Linked DNA regions of Mus musculus: region 1 is linked to region 2. The links are chromatin loops, found by intact Hi-C in ENCODE. Cell type or tissue: left cerebral cortex. All regions are shown on one strand.

Region 1 (8,000 bases), 52 kb before region 2:
AGAAACAGATACAGAAAAACAGAGAGATAGAAAGGCACATACATACGTACATACATACACATACACTCTCTCTCTCTCTCTCTCTCTCTCTCTCTCTCTCTCTCTCTCTCTCTCTCTCAAAGAAACAGATACAGAAAAACAAATAGAGAGACAAAAAGGCACATACATATACAAACACACACACACACACCTACACACACACACACACAGACACACACACACAACCTAGAAATAAATACAGAAAAACAAACAGAAACAGAAAGGCACATACATACACAAACACATACATACATACATACATACATACATACATACATACATACATACATATTGAGTCAGAGAGGCAGGAGGGACATAGAAGGAACAGAAGACAAGGGAATTGGGGGCAGGGAGTCCGGACAGACCTGAGAGCTTTTCAGGTGAACTTCCCCAGCAGGTAAGGCCTGGCCTGCAGCCCAAGGTCAGAACTCTCTCAACTCATCCCTCATCATCCAGCTCTCTCTGTACTCAGTTACCTCACCCAGCTCCAGTTCTGACCAGCCCTTCTCTGTGTGTCCTCAGAGTGGACAGAAGGTCCTAAAGGCAGAGCTGCTCTGAGGAGAGTGAGGACATCTCTCACAGCCTACCCTCAGGGACAGCACTCTCTATCCTCAGGGGCCCTTTAGGTCTTTTCCCCACTATGGTCTATAGTGATATAAGAGAACACATGAGACCCAGAACCAGAAAGGTGTGCCTAGTGTCCCAAGGCAGAGACACACAGTGACAGATGACCACGGAGACATTCAGACTTGAATACAGACAGGAGACAGACAGACAATAAGGCAGAAAACAAAGAAACAGGACTCTGAACACAAACCAAGATGCAGGAGGAAAGAGAGACCCAGGAGGTCATGGATAGACTTTCAGCCAGTCCAACCCCACTGCCCTTCAGTATCCCAATCTGGCCTGGAGTCATGATCTCTGGCTGCCACCCTGCTTTCCTGTCTCCACCCTTACTCACTCTTCATAGGAGTGGGCAGCTGTGAGAAACCAGTTGGGGTCCAACAGGACATCCTCTCATCTGTGTTCATTGTTGTGATACACAGCCATCCGCCAGGGTTGGGAATTCTTCTCACAGTTAAATCTGCCAACCACACAAGACTGGATGGGAGGTGTAGCATCTGCAACAGGGGCAATTGGAGAGGGGAGATTTGGCACATGTAGGGAGGTGTACCATTGGGGGACACAGTTAAGCTGGGCTGCAATCACAGGACATGTCCAGGAGATCTGGAGTAGGGACCATTATATGGCTGGTCCTGGATAGGGAGATCTATGCTGTGGGGACAGAAATAACTCTTGAATCAGGAATCGGGTATAGTGTCAGGTCACTTTATAGTTTTGGGTTAAAGAGTGGTGGGGAAGCAAGAGAGAGAATGAGAGAGAGAGAGAGAGAGAGAGAGAGAGAGAGAGAGAGAGAATGAACTCCAGTATATTCTTAATCCAATGAGAATGATATCCTCTGATATGGAATTTAGAGTCTCCAAGGTTTAAGAAGACGTCACGGTCTTGGCTGAGTTTTGGGAATTCTGGAATGTGAGGTGTCAGAAAACTAGATTTGAATGAATACATGAACCCAGGAAAGGGAGCTTGGGGTGGATTTGGGGGTTCTTGGATTGGGCATGAAGTGGCAGCTGTGATGAAGAGATTGAGGAATTTCTAGGTAAAAGGAGCAGGGTAAAGGCTAGGGCGTGGGCTCATTTTAGGGTTTGTGGTGGAGATGACATCTAAGAGGGGTGGGGCTCCCTAAGAATGGAGTTTGAGATGGGATAAGCAGTGAGAGAAGGAAATTCTGGGTGTCTGTGACAGACAGGCTCTGCTTCCTCTAGAGGTAGGCAAATGATCTGGATATTGGAGAGTCTCAGGGTTCTCTTGGAGGCAGGCCCATGACAGGACCCATTCCCTCTTGTTGAGCATCTAGACTATTTCAGCTCTCATGGCAGTTAGCATATTTGACCTGCGTGTATTCATGTGTGCCCTGTAAGCTCCATGATGGCCAGGCTAGCCCTAATCCAGGGTAAGTGAGGAGCTGGCAATCAATTGTTCACTACCTCTCGGCCTCTGTATCCCTGTTCTTCTGAAAACTCCAGTCTTCTTTGCTCTAAAGGACAAGAGAGGAAGCATGCACTTGTGAGTTCATTCATGCAGTTGACCACTTATGTATGTTGTCAAGCATACATGATCATGCTGGAGTTTAAGATAGGTGTACTGCATCAAAAGAGGACAGTGTATGAGAATGGGTAGAGTTAAAGTGGTACTGGAGATGAGGCTCAAACAGCTTCCACAGGGAACAGGTTGTAGATGAGGGGGAAAAGGAAATGAGAAAGAGGATGAAGGTTTTTATGCATCAAGAGAGCAGAGAAAAGATCCAGGTCCCCAGAACCTTCTCCTTTCCCAGCTGACCTGTTCTATTCCTGGGAGAAGGAAGGATAGTTGGTCCTACATGGCTGGTCCCTCATCTCCATCTTCCTGGCAACTTTGTTGGCGTTCAGCATGGTGGATGTGCAGATGGCCTATTGAAAATCGGTACACTGGCTTCATAGGTCTCTGAATTGACTGTATTGGGTATATGTGTCCCAACATGGGCCTGTTTGCTGGTCAGTGTATACATAGACTGGGGGGGGGGGGTTCTTCTATTGGGTTGTAGAGGTGACTGTGGGGGAGGGCCACTGGCACTCTCCCAGGAGTCTCTCTGGGGGTGTAGGTTGGAGCTCACAGTAGGGGCATCACTGATGGTGGGTAACATTATGAGTGGCAATAGAGTTATTTTAGAATTTCTAGGTAGTGATTTTGTTAATGTTGTGTAGGTGATGTTTTTCTTCTCTTTTTTGGAGGGGGGAGGGGCGGGTGTTGGGGTTGCTGAAGGCAGATCCCAGAGCCTTACACATACAGACCACAGGGTCTCTACCACTGAGCCACATCCCCAGAAGAATGTCTTTGGAGGACTCTTGGCAGGTGCTCTACCTCTGTACCATTCTCTGCCCTTTATTGTCCCATGGATTCTAGACAGGTAGTGAGGCACATTCCCGTCCTCTGCCTTGTTTGAGACAGGATTTCATGTGACCCAGGCTGGTCTCCAGCTTAATGTGTAGCTGTGGACAACTATAATTTTCTGATCCTCCTCCCAAGTGCAGGGATCCCAGGCGAGGGCTGCCAGACTCAGCTCAGCACAGTGCTCAGGGTGAAATGCAGGATGCTCACAGCTAGGCAAGCATTCTGCCAACTAAGACCCAACACCAGGAACTCTGGACTGCCTTTACCTTGTATTTTGAGTTAAGATCTACGTGCCTCTATACTGCTCAGACACAGCCTTGAAAAGGCACTCCTCCCCAGCTGCTACAGTATTTATTTTGGGCTTCTCAGGGTGTGAGAGAAATAAGAGAGAGAGCTAGAGAGCAAGAGAGTGAGGTAGAGAGAGAGATGGGGTAACTGCAGTTATCTCTCTGACTCTCCTTCCCAGTTTACATTCACATGAGCAAGGACTTCATATTTCTGGTCCTGGCACTATGCCTCATCCTCCTGCCCACCATGTTCCTCTCCTTTCGACCCATCTGCCACCACCTGAACAAAATAGACTTCTTCTTCAGTTTCCTCAGCATTGGCATTGGTAAGTGTTGACAAGGACAGGGGTGACTGGGGATCCTCCACCAACCCCAGAGTTTTCTCTTATCCAGAGGTGTGCCTAGACTTCCAGTTCTGCAGCTCTGAGGTAGAGGGGTGTCTCTATGTCTTTCTTGGTCATACTTTTTTGAACAGACAGTATGACCAAGGCAAGTCTTATTAAAAAAAAACACTTATTTGGGGCTGGCTTACAGATTCAGAGGTTCAGTTTGTTACCATCAAGGTGGGAGCATGGCAACATCCAGGCAGGCATGGCGCAGGCAGAGCTTAGAGTTCTATGTCTTCATCCATTGGCTGTTAGTGGAAGACTGACTTCCAGGCAACTAGGGTGGAGGTCTTAAGCCCGCATCCACAGTGACACACCTATTCCAACCAGGTCACATCTTCAAATGGTGCTACTCCCTGGTCCAAGAATATAAAAAACATGACATTCCACTCCTTGGTCCCCATAGATTTGTTCAAACACATGAATCTATGGGGAAGGGCATAATTAAACAGCATAATGCAAAATGCATTTAGTCCAACTTTTAAAGTCCTCATAGTCTATAGCATTCTCAACAATGTTAAAAATCCAAAGTTCAAGGTCTCTTCTGAGATTCATCCAATCACTTAACTGTAATCACCAAAGAAAGACAGGAAACCAGCTGGGCAAATTCCAAACCCTGTATCTCCATGGATGATGTCAAAGTGGTCTTCAGATCTCCACTCCTTTTTCATCTTTGTTGACTGTAACAAACTGCTTTCTCCTGGGCTGGTTCCACTCTCCCTGTTAGTAGCTTTCCTCAGCATGTATCCCGTGGCTCTGGCATCTTTAACATCTTTGAGTCTCCAAGGCAATTTCATTGTTACAGCTTCTTGTTTCAGTGTCTGGGATTCCACTTGATCTTTTGGGCTCCCCCTAAGGGCTGGCATCACTTCTCCAGCTCTGCCCTCTGTAGCATTCTAAGCTCAGGTTGATCCACTCCACTACAGCTTCTGTTCTTGGTGATCATCCCATAGTACTGGCATCTCCCATACACTGGGGTGTTCCACTCCAATTAGGATTCAGAAATAGCCTCTTATAGTCTCTCTTCATGTTGCCAAGCCTCAAATTCTTTGTATGACCCCTTCATTCCTGGGCCATCAACTACAGCTGAGGCTATACCTTCTCCGATGGCTTTCCATGACCTCTCACAGTGCCAAGCCTCAGCTGTTCTTCATGACACCTTCATGCCTTCAAAACCAGTACCACCTGGGTGATTCTTTCCAAATCCAGCTGCAGCATGAGGTACAACCTTGGATATCTCTGGAACACAGCTTCTTTGTGCTCCCAGAAAACACTTCCCAAAAGATTTCACCTCTGCGGTGCTGGTCTCTTCATAATCACTGCTAATTTCTTAGCTCCAGCTAACTAGCATGTGAGGAGCGGGTGTGGATGTGGCCCCAAGATGGTATCCGGGACTGCTGCCAAGTCTTATGACTGGCACCTGACTTCCTCATATCCCCCAAGAAAGCCATGTACCTTGAGCTGCATTGTGCAGATGCACCACGACGTAAGATCGGATGATGTGATGAATGTAGTCCTGAGCCAATGAACTGTGCCTACATGGACTGGGGTGAGGGGGAGTGCACTGGAGGTGATAAAGGGGGAAGGCCGAGAGAGGTCGGGGCATTCTTTTTCCTGCACATTGTGAAGTTCCTGAATAAACTGCCTTGAGAAGGACGTCAGTTTCGTCGCTTCTTTTCTCCTGGTTGGAGATGGTAGCGACAAGTGGTGGCCCGTACGGGGATGTGACGAGTCCAGAACTCTCAGCAGTCAGGGTAGCAGGCTGGAAAGCTCCCAGGTAAGTGGGACAATTCAAGTTCTCGGTTAGAGACTATTAGGTTCCAGGATTAGGAACTATTGAGGTTCTCAGAGTGAGACAATTAAAGTTATACCAAGCACTATGGGAAACACAATATCAGGACATTCTGTTTGTCAGGCCTTAAAAGACCTCCTAAAGGTAAAAGGCATTGGGCCAAAAAAGGAAGCCCTAGAAAATTTTCTGGAAGCAGTAGATCAGGTGGCCCCATGGTTCCCAGTCTCTGGTCACCTTACTGGACTAAGCTGGGAGAAGTTAGGTAAAGATTTGAAGTTTGCAGAGGAACAGGGAATCCTCACAAAAATGGTTCTACCGGTATGGAAGTTAGTTCGCAACTGTATAGAGGACAAGGAAAGATATGGAGCTGAGCTGCAGAAGGGGAATGAGGCGTTGAACCAAGTAAGAGAGGAGAGATCACAGAAGTCTGATGCCGAAAGCAATTCTAGCGAAGGGGACATGTCTGAAGATGACTTGGAAAGCATAGCAGACAGTTTAGAAAAAGTGAAAGTAAAAGTACAGCCATTGGCTCCCGGCATCTGCGTTATGTTCCAGAAGGTGCCACAGGGCGTAGTTTGCATCCTGAAGCATGGTGAAAGCTAAGTGCTCATTGCTTCCCAGTTTTCCAGGATGCTCAAGGAGCTTGATTCCATGAGCCACTAGATTGGAAGGTAATTCAAAGACTGGCGGAAGGGGTATGAGCCTACAGGGTCAGTGCTGCTTTCGTTATTGCTCAACTTGAATCTCTGCATCACTATTGTCTAACTCCTAGCGATTGGCAGAATCTGGCACGAGCCTGTCTTTCCTCTGGACATTATCTTGACTGGAAAACATTCTTTATAGAATATTCAGGTGAACAGGCCACTCAGAACGCGAGTGCAGGACAAGCGGCCTGGGATCAGGATATGTTATTAGGTCAAGAAAGATTCGCCGCTGCACAGATTAACTACCCTATACAAGTTTATGAACAAATTAATAAAATAGGAACTAAGGCTTGAAAGTCCCTCCCTAACAAGGGAGAGGTTAGTGGTAATTTAACAAAAATCCTTCAAGGACCCACGGAGCTGTTTGCAGACTTTGTGGCCAGAGTGGTAGAAGTGGCAGGGAGGGTGTGTCTGGAGATCCTGATACGGTGATGCCATTAGTGAAACAGCTGATTTTTGAACAATGTACAAAGGAATGTAGAAAAGCCATTAACCCATATGAACATAAGGGGCTTGAGATATGGATGAGGATCTGTAGAGAGCTAGGAGGCCCGTTAACTAACGCAGGGCTGGCTGCTGCAGTTGTGCAGGTCTCCCAAGGAAAGAATGGGTCTAGGAATACAGGCCGTTTAAAATGCGGGCAACCTGGTCATATAAGGCGACAATGCTCACAACAGACTGGAACAGGAGGCCAGCGGCCTCGGGTACCTGGACTTTGTCCAAAATGTAAAAAGGGAAATCATTGGGTCCATGAGTGTCGCTCAGTGAAGGATATTCATGGGCAGCCAATCGAGGATTGCGGCACTTGGCCAAAAAATGGGAGACAGGGGCCCCGACCTCAGGGCCCTCAAATATATGGGGTAGTCACAGAGGGATGGCCTAATTTGAGACCACCAATGCAGTGCAACAACCCAGAAGGGCCACAAGAGGAAGCGCAGGGCTCAACCTCAGTTCTGCCACCCTACTCTTATTAACCCCCCCCCCATGGGAGTCCAGCTGATGGATTCAGATTTCAAAGGCCCTCTACCAGCAGATACAGTAGGGTTGATCTTAAGAAGGAGCTCTGTAACAATGCAGGGCCTGATAGTCCATCCTGGAGTCATAGATTCAGATTATATAGGACAAGTCAAGATCATGGTCTCTTCACCTATGGGCATAGTAGCCATCTCCCCCAGAGATCACATAGCTCAGTTGCTTTTATTACCTAGTTGTCATTCACAGTTCCCAGCTAAGGAGGAAGAAAGAGGGGACAAGAGATTTGGCTCTACTGGCACTTCTGCCAATTTTTGCTCCCTAGATTTAGATGAAAGACCTTTATTGCAGCTTATCATAGAGGGAAAATCTATTTCTGGGCTGTTGAACACTGGCGCAGATCACAGTATCATCAGCGTCAAGGATTGGCCCTCTGGTTGGCCAAGTCAGCGATCAGAGCAAACCCTGAGAGGACTTGGATATGCTCAGATGCCAGAAATGAGTTCTCACCATCTAAGTTGGTGTGACAAGGAAGGGCATTCAGGGCATTTCCAGCCCTATGTGCTGCCCGTCCCTATTTCATTATGGGGACATGGTTTGATGAAAAAGATGGGTTTTAAACTGACCAATGAAGGACCATATAGCACCCAAACCCAGCGAATGATGTTGCATTCGGGATATAAGCCTGGTAAAGGTTTGGGTCGCCATTTAAAGGTAGGCTATCCCTGATACCGTTTGAGAGGAAGAATGACTGAGCCGGTTTGGGTTTTTCCTAGGGGCCACTGAGGGAGCTCTACCCATTACTTGGAAGACTGAGGAACCAGTGTGG
Region 2 (8,000 bases):
ACTGGAAAGAGAGGCCCATTGGACACACAAACTTTATATGCCCCAGTACAAGGGAATGCCAGGGCCAAAAAAAAAAAAAACGGGAATGGGTGTGTAGGGAAGTGGGGGGGGGATGGGGTACTTTTGGGATAGCATTGGAAATGTAATTGAGGAAAATACGTAATAAAAAATATTAAAAATTAAAAAAAGAAAGAAAAAGAAAAATAAACAGGAAAGGAAAAGTGAAAAAAAAAGACAGAAAAGATAGAAACAGGACTCTGAACACAAATCAAGATTCAGGAGGAAAGAGACACCCAAGAAGTCATGGATGTCAAGTCCCACCCCACTGCCCTTCAGTACCCCAGCCTGGCCTGGTGTCATGATCTCTGGCTGCCAATCTGCTTTTCTGTCTCCAAGCTTACTCACTGTTCATAGCAGTGGCAGCTGTGAGAACCCAGTTGGGGTCCAACAGGACTCCCCCGCATATGTGTTCATTGTAGTGTTACACAGCCACATGCCAGGGTTGGGAATTCTTCTCACATTTAAATCCTCTAACTATTCGAGACTGGACAGGAGGTGCAGCATCTGCAACAGGAGCAATGAGGGAGGGGAGAGTTGGCACATATAGGAAGGTGTACCATTGGGGGACACAGCTAAGCAGGGCTGGGATCTGGGGACATGGCCAGGAAATCTGGAGTAGGGACCAGTATATGGCTGGTCCTGGATAGGGAGATCGATGCTGTGGGGACAGAAAGAACTCTTGAATCAGGAATTGGGTATAATGTAAGGTCACTTTATAGTTTTGGGTTAAGGGGTGGCTAGGAGAGAGAGAGAGAGAGAGAGAGAGAGAGAGAGAGAGAGAGAGAGAGAGAGAGAGAGAGAGAATTCCAGTTTATTCTTAGTCCAATGAGAATGATATCCTCTGATATGGAATTTAGAATTTCCAAGGTTTAAGAAGAAGTCACAGCCTTGGCTGGGTTTTGGGAATTCTGGAAGGTGAGGTGTCAGAAAACTGGATTTCAATGAAAAAATGAATCCAGGAAAGGGTGCTTGGGGTTGATTTTGGGTTTCTTGGATTGGGCATGAAGTGGCAGCTGGGATGGAGAGAATGAGGGTGTCCAGAGCAAAGGGGCAGCAGGGTCAAGGCCAGGGCGTGGGCTCATTTTAGGATCTGTGGTAGAGATGACATCTAAGAGGGGTGGGGCTCCCTAAGAAAGAAGTTTGAGATGGGACAAGCAGTGAAAGAAGGAAATTCTGGGTGTCTGTGACAGAAAGGCACTGCTTACTGTGGAGGTAGTCAAGTGATCTGGGTATTGGAGAGGCTCAGGGTTCTCTTGGAGGAAGCCCCAAGACAGGAGTGGAAACATAGTTGGAGCAAGTTAGGCCACTGTGAAGCAGAGATGAAGACACACTTATGTGAGGTACTAGGGTTAGGCATTGGGGACTTTTGGTGTTTCATGCCAGAGTGGGTACTAGAGCTGTGCAATGGGGCTCTGGAGAGAGGAGACAGGAGCCTCAGGCTCAGGGAGGGAGGGATGAGGGGGAAGAGCAGGACAAGGCACAGCATTGGAAACAGGAAATCTTGGCAAGCCATGCATAGATAGACACACTTCTCTGTAACACAGCAGGCTGCGGCAGAGGGATTGCCATGGATGAAGACAAGCCTGGGCTATATCATGAGACACTAACTCAGAACTTATTTCCAAGAGATGGGCAGGAGATGGCTTGGTTCCTACAGGATTGGCCATGCAAGCATTAGGACCTGAGCTGAACCCTCCAGAACACAGGGAAAACGTCAGGTGTGATGCTATGTGATGATAACCCCAGAGCTGGGGAGGTGGAAACAGGAGGATTCCCTTGAGGTTTGCTGGACATTCATGTTAGCCTAAATAGGAAGTCTCCATTCAGTGAGAGATGCTGCCAATGTTGGAGTGACTGATAAAGATACTTCTTGTCCAAGTCTAGTGTCTGCCAACTGACCCTTTCTCCAAAAATGAGAGTAAACCAAAAAGCCAGCGAGAAGTGACACAGGCATTCTCCCCACACCAGAAAGGGAGGGGTAACCCATCTGAGCTTACAAGCCAATTTAAGAAGAGAAAGTTTTGGTAGAAACTGTGTGACTTGGGAAGATGGGGGACCAGTTGTCTGGATATGGAAAATACAGCTGGAGGCTGGCAGATGCTGGACAGCCTAAGGCTCTAGTGTGGCATCTAGGCAAGCCTCTGACTCAGGGGTTGACCTGTTCTATTCCTGGGAGGAGGAAGGATAGTTGGTCCTACATGTCTGGTCCCTCATCTCCATCTTCCTGGCAACTTTGTTGGTGTTCAGCATGGTGGATGTGCAGATGGCCTATTGAAAATTAGTACACTGGTTTCATTGGCCTCTGGATTGACTGTATTGGGTATACGTGTCCCAACATGGGCCTGTTTACTGGTTAGTGTATACATAGAATGGGGGGTTCTTCTATTGGGTTGTAGAGGTGACTGTGGGGGAGGGCCACTGGCATTCTCACAGAAGTCTCTCTGGGGGTGTAGGTTAGGTTCACAGTAAGGGCATCACTGATGGTGGGTAACTTTATGAGTGGCAATAGAGTTAGTTTAGAATTTCTAGGTAGTGATTTTATTAATGTTGTGAAGGTGATGTTTTTCTTCTCTTTTTGGGGGGCTGGGGGTGGGGGCGGGGGCGGGTGTTGGGGTTGCTGAAGGCAGATCCCAGAGCCTTTCACACACAGGCCACAGGGTCTCTACCACTGAGACACATCCCCAGAAGAATGTCATTGGAGGACTCTAGGCAGGTGCTCTACCTCTGTACCATGCCCTGCCCTTTATTGTCCCATGGATTCTAGACAGGTAGTGAGGTACATTCCCTTCCTCTGCCTTGTTTGAGACAGGGTCTCATGTAGCCCAGGCTGGCCTCCAGCTCAATGTGTAGATTTGGACAACCATGATTTTCTGATCCTCCTCCCAAGTGCAGGGATCCTAGGCATGGGCTTCCAGATTCAGTTCAGCACAGTGCTCAGGGTGAAATGCAGGATGCTCACAGCTAGGCAAGCATTCTGATAACTAAGACCCAACACCAGGACCTCTGGACTGCCTGTAGCTTGTATTTTGAGATAAGATCCATGTGTCTATATACTGCTCAGGCACAGCCTTGAAAAGGCACTCCTCCCCAATTGCTACATTACTTATTTTGGGTTTCTCAGGGTGTGAGAGAAAGAAGAGAGAGAGCAAGAGAGTGAGAGAGTGAGGTAGAGAGAGAGATGGGGGTAACTGCAGTTATATCTCTGACTCTCCTTCCCAGGTTACATTCATATGAGCAAAGGCTTCATATTTCTGGTCCTGGCACTATGCCTCGTCCTCCTGCCCACCATATTCCTCTCCTTTCTACCCGTCTGCCACCAGCTAAACAAAATAGACTTCATCTTCAGTTTCCTCAGCATTGGCATTGGTAAGTATTGGCAAGGACAGGGGTAACTCGGATCCTCCACCAACCCCGAGATTTCTCTTATCCAGAGGTGTGCCTAGATTTCCAATTCTGCAGCTCTGAGGTAGAGGGGTGTCTCTATATCTTTCTTGGGCTGGCTGTGGTCTCACTCTTTAGTCCATGCTGTCTTTGAATTGCCTCAGCATCATAAGTACCTGGAATTAAAAGCTTTTGCCCACTATTGTGACTGATGCCTTGTCTCCTAGTTTATATTCCCCTCTGAGTATGTACCCATTTGTCCTGTGTGTGAGTGTATGTGTGTGTGTGTGAGTGTGAGTGTGTGTGTATCTACTTGTGGCAAGTCAGGGAGTTTGTTTCTGTCTCTCTCGTTTTGGGGGTTGTGGTGTTCCCTGTCTAGCCTTCTGTCCTTCTCTGGTCCCACTCCAGTGCACGGCTCCTGATTCTTCTCAGCCTGACTCTCTTTGTAGTTAACTGCAATAGGCTGGGCCTGAGGTCACAGGTATCCTACAAGCTGGCCTTTTACCTGTGCTGGTGTGCCATGGTCTTGATGCTGTAGGATGGTGTGGGCATGACCTCTGATTGAAGGGCAGGGCCTCAGATGGAAAGGCGGTGTCTGGGCAGGGCAGGGATGGAGCCGAGAAAAGGGGGTCAACCTCCAAGATCAAACTGAGGCTTGGGGTGGGACTCTGTGTCTAGTACCCACGGGGACTTTGCCTTTCCTCAACCAAGTGGGGATTAGCAGCTGCAGTACACCTTTCATGGAGTGGGGGCTCAGCTACTTCCATTGGGACTCCTGACACCACTCATTGCAGTTGCGCAACAGTCCATTTTGAACAGGAACTTGGAGCCCACCCAGAAGTTTTCTGATGTAAACAATTTTGTGAACTACCACGGGGCTCTCCAACAGAGGGACTTGTCAACTTCTCAGGACACTGATGAGTCCCCATGGCCAGATACCTCCACCCTGTGGCTCAGTTTCCATCAGACCTCCATTTCGGTCCCATACTTCCCCTGAGAGCAGGTAGTACCCTTGGGACACGGGTGGCAAGCCCAGAACTACTCGCTAGGGCCCACTCCTTTCTGACTGAATATTGGCCGGGACTCTCCTCTGGAATCTTCCAATCCTCTCAGATGCTCCTCTGTCCCTCTGAGCAAACACTGGTTTGGACACAAGCAGCATGAACAGTGTGGCCCTTTTCCCAAGATGGGTGATTCTCTGCCCCACAGGACATGATTCTAAGTCACTCTTCATCCTTTGGTCCAGCCCTACCAAAGAAATCCCATCCAGTGTCCCCTGGTTGAGACACTGCAGCCTAGCCTTTGGGGCAGTCCATTGCCCTTCTGTGGACAGACTCTTCTCCAGCGAGTTAAGGCTTTATTAATATAACATCCCAGCCCAACTCAAGAAACCCAGTTAGGCAGCCTGAATTCACAGTGTCTGACTGTTTATCATCTCTTCTGCTTCTAGTATAGGGTCAGGCCTAGCTGGAGTCAATCATTCTGATGTCTCTTACCTTTAACTCTATGATCAGAACATTTTTCTTGCCATAGGAGACTCATGTGGTATATTAGTTAGGGTTTTACTGCTGTGAACAGACACCATGACAAGTCTTATAAAAAACAACATTTATTTGGGGCTGGCTTACAGGTTCAGAGGTTCAGTCCATTACCATCGAGGTGGAAACATGGCAACATCCAGGCTGGCATGGTGCAGGAGGGGCTGAGAGTTCTATGTCTTCATCCATTGGCTGTTAGTGGAAAACTGACTTCCAGGCAACTAGGGTGAGGGTCTTAAGCCCACACCCACTGTGACACACCTATTCCAACCAGGTCAAATCTCCAAATGGTGCCGCTCTCTCGTCCAAGAATATACAAACCATGACATTCCACTCCCTGGTCCCCATACACTTGTTCAAACACATGAATCTATGGGGAGGTCATACTTAAACATAGCATAATGCAAAATGCATTTAGTCCAACTTTTAAAGTCCTCATAGTCTACAGCAGTCTCAATAACCTTAAAAATCTAAAGTTCAAGGTCTCTTCTGAGATTCATCCAATCACTTAACTTTAATCCCCAAGAAAGACAGGAAACCAACTGGACAAACTTTAAACTTTTCATGTGTTTTGCAAATTGTATCTTGGGCATTCTAAGTTTCTGGGCTAATATACACTTATCAGTGAGTGCATAGCAAGTGACTTCTTTTGTGATTGGGTTACCTCACTCAGGATGATATCCTCCAGATCCATCAATTTGTCCAAGAATTTCATAAATTCATTGTTTTTAATAGCTGAGTAGTACTCCATTGTGTAAATGTACATTTTCTGTATTCATTCCTCTGTTGAGGGACATCTGGGTTCTTTCCAGCTTCTGGGATTATAAATAAGGCTGCTATGAACATAGTGGAGCATGTGTTCTTATTACCAGTTGGAACATCTTCTGGGTATATGCCCAGGAGAGGTATTGCTGGATCTTCTAGTACTATGTCCAATTTTCTGAGGAACAGCCAGTCCGATTTCCAGAGTGGTTGTACAAGCTTACAATTCCACCAGCAATGGAGGAGTGTTCCTCTTTCTCCACATCCTCGCCAGCATCTGCTGTCACCTGAATTTTTTATCTTACCCATTCTGAGTGGTGTGAGGTGGAATCTCAGGGTTGTTTTGATTTGCATTTCCCTGATGGTTAAGGATGTTGAACATTTTTTCAAGTGCTTTTCAGCCCTTTGGTATTCCCCACTTGAGAATTCTTTGATTAGCTCTGTACCCTATTTTTAAATGGGGTTATTTGAATTTCTGGAGTCCAGCTTCTTGTGCTCTTTGTATATATGGGATATTAGTCCCGTATCAGATTTAGGATTGGAAAAAATCCTTTCCCAATCTGTTGGTGGCCTTTTTGTCTTATTGACAGTGTCTTTTGCCTTATAGAAGCTTTGCAATTTTATGAGGTCCTATTTGTCAATTCTTGATTTTACAGCACAAACCATTGCTGTTCTGTTTAGAAATTTTTTCCCCTGTGCCCATATCTTTGAGGCTTTCCCCCACTATCTCCTCTATAAGTTTCAGTGTCTCTGGTTTTATGTGGAGTTCTTTGATCCACTTAGACTTGAGCTTTGGACGAGGAGATAATGGATCAATTCGCATTCTTCTACATGATAACTGCCAGTTGTGCCAGCACCATTTGTTGAAAATGCTGTCTTTTTTTCCACTGGATGGTTTTAGCTCCCTTGTCAAAGAACAAGTGACCATAGGTGTGTGGATTCATTTTTGGGTCTTCAATTCTATTCCATTGATCTACCTGTCTGTCACTGTACCAGTACCATGCAGTTTTTATCACAATTGCTTTGTAGGTCAGGCATGGTGATTCCACCAGAGGTTGTTTTATTGTTGAGAATAGTTTTTGCCATCCTAGGTTTTTTGTTATTCCAGATGAATTTGCAAATTGCCCTTTCTAACTCAGTGAAGAACTGAGTTGGAATTTTGATGGGGATTGCATTGAATCTGTAGATATCTTTTGGCAGGATAGACATTTTGACTATATTAATCCTGCCAATCCATGAGCTTGGGAGTTCTTTCTATCTTCTGAGATCCTCTTCAATTTCTTTCTTCAGAGACTTGAAGTTCAGAGATCTTTTACTTCCTTAGTAAGAGTCACACCGAGGTATTTTGTATTATTTGTGACTATTGTGAAGGGTAGTTTTGTTTCCCTAATTTCTTTCTCAGTCCATTTATCCTTTGTGTAGAGAAAGGCCATTGATTTATTTGAGTTCATTTTATATCCAGCTACTGCACTTAAGCTGTTTATCAGGTTTAGGAGTTCTCTGGTGGAACTTTTAGGGTCACTTATATATACTATCATATCATCTGCAAATAGTGATATTTTGACTTCTTCCTTTCCAATTTGTATCCCCTTGATCTTCTTTTGTTTTCGAATTGCTATGGCTAGGACTTCAAGTATTGTATTGAATAGGTAGGGAGAAAGTGGGCAGCCTTGTCTAGTTCCTGATTTTAGTGGGATTGCTTCAAGTTTCTATCCATTTAGTTTGTTGTTGGCTACTGGTTTGCTACAGATTGCTTTTATTATGTTTATATATGGGCCTTGAATTCCTGATCTTTCCATTACTTTTATCATGAAGGGGTGTTGGATTTTGTGAAATGCTTTCTCAGCATCTAATGAGATAATCATGTTGTTTTTGATTTTGAGTTTGTTTATATAGTGGATTACGTTGATGGATTTCCATATATTAAACCATCCCTGCATCCCTGGGATGAAGCCTACTTGGTCATGATGGATGATCGTTTTGATGTGTTCTTGGATCCTGTTTGCAAGGATTTTATTGAGTATTTTTGCATCCATATTCATAAGGGAAAGTGGTCTTAAGTTCTCTTTCTTTGTTGGATCTTTGTGTGGTTTAGGTATCAGAGTAATTGTGGCTTCATAGAATGACATGGGTAGTAAACCTTCTGTTTCTATTTTGTGGAATAGTTTGAGGATAGTTGGAATTAGGTCTTCTTTAAAGGTCTGATAGAACTCTGCACTAAACCCATCTGGTCCTGGGCATTTTTTGGTTGGGAGACTA

Evidence for each region. Hi-C counts contacts between places; a loop is a spot of excess contacts. Peaks named below come from ENCODE experiments on the same cell type or tissue, not always from the same donor. Only the 100,000 strongest peaks of a DNase experiment are listed, where the experiment ranks them.
Region 1: a loop joins it to region 2, with 10 times the contacts of the local background. A loop is called at or near these places in 7 of 42 quality-filtered maps.

Annotation. Positions count from the first base shown.
Region 1 is chr7:44,089,324-44,097,323 of GRCm38, reverse strand. It overlaps a transcript of Klk1b21 not described here. Among named protein-coding and RNA genes, the nearest start is that of Klk1b21, 9.0 kb to the left of the region's middle. In left cerebral cortex, no CTCF peak of the experiment used is centred here; a DNase peak (open chromatin) is centred at 3,422.
Region 2 is chr7:44,037,745-44,045,744 of GRCm38, reverse strand. It overlaps a transcript of Klk1b21 not described here and the pseudogene Klk1b19-ps. Among named protein-coding and RNA genes, the nearest start is that of Klk1b27, 11 kb to the left of the region's middle. In left cerebral cortex, no CTCF peak of the experiment used is centred here; a DNase peak (open chromatin) is centred at 3,469.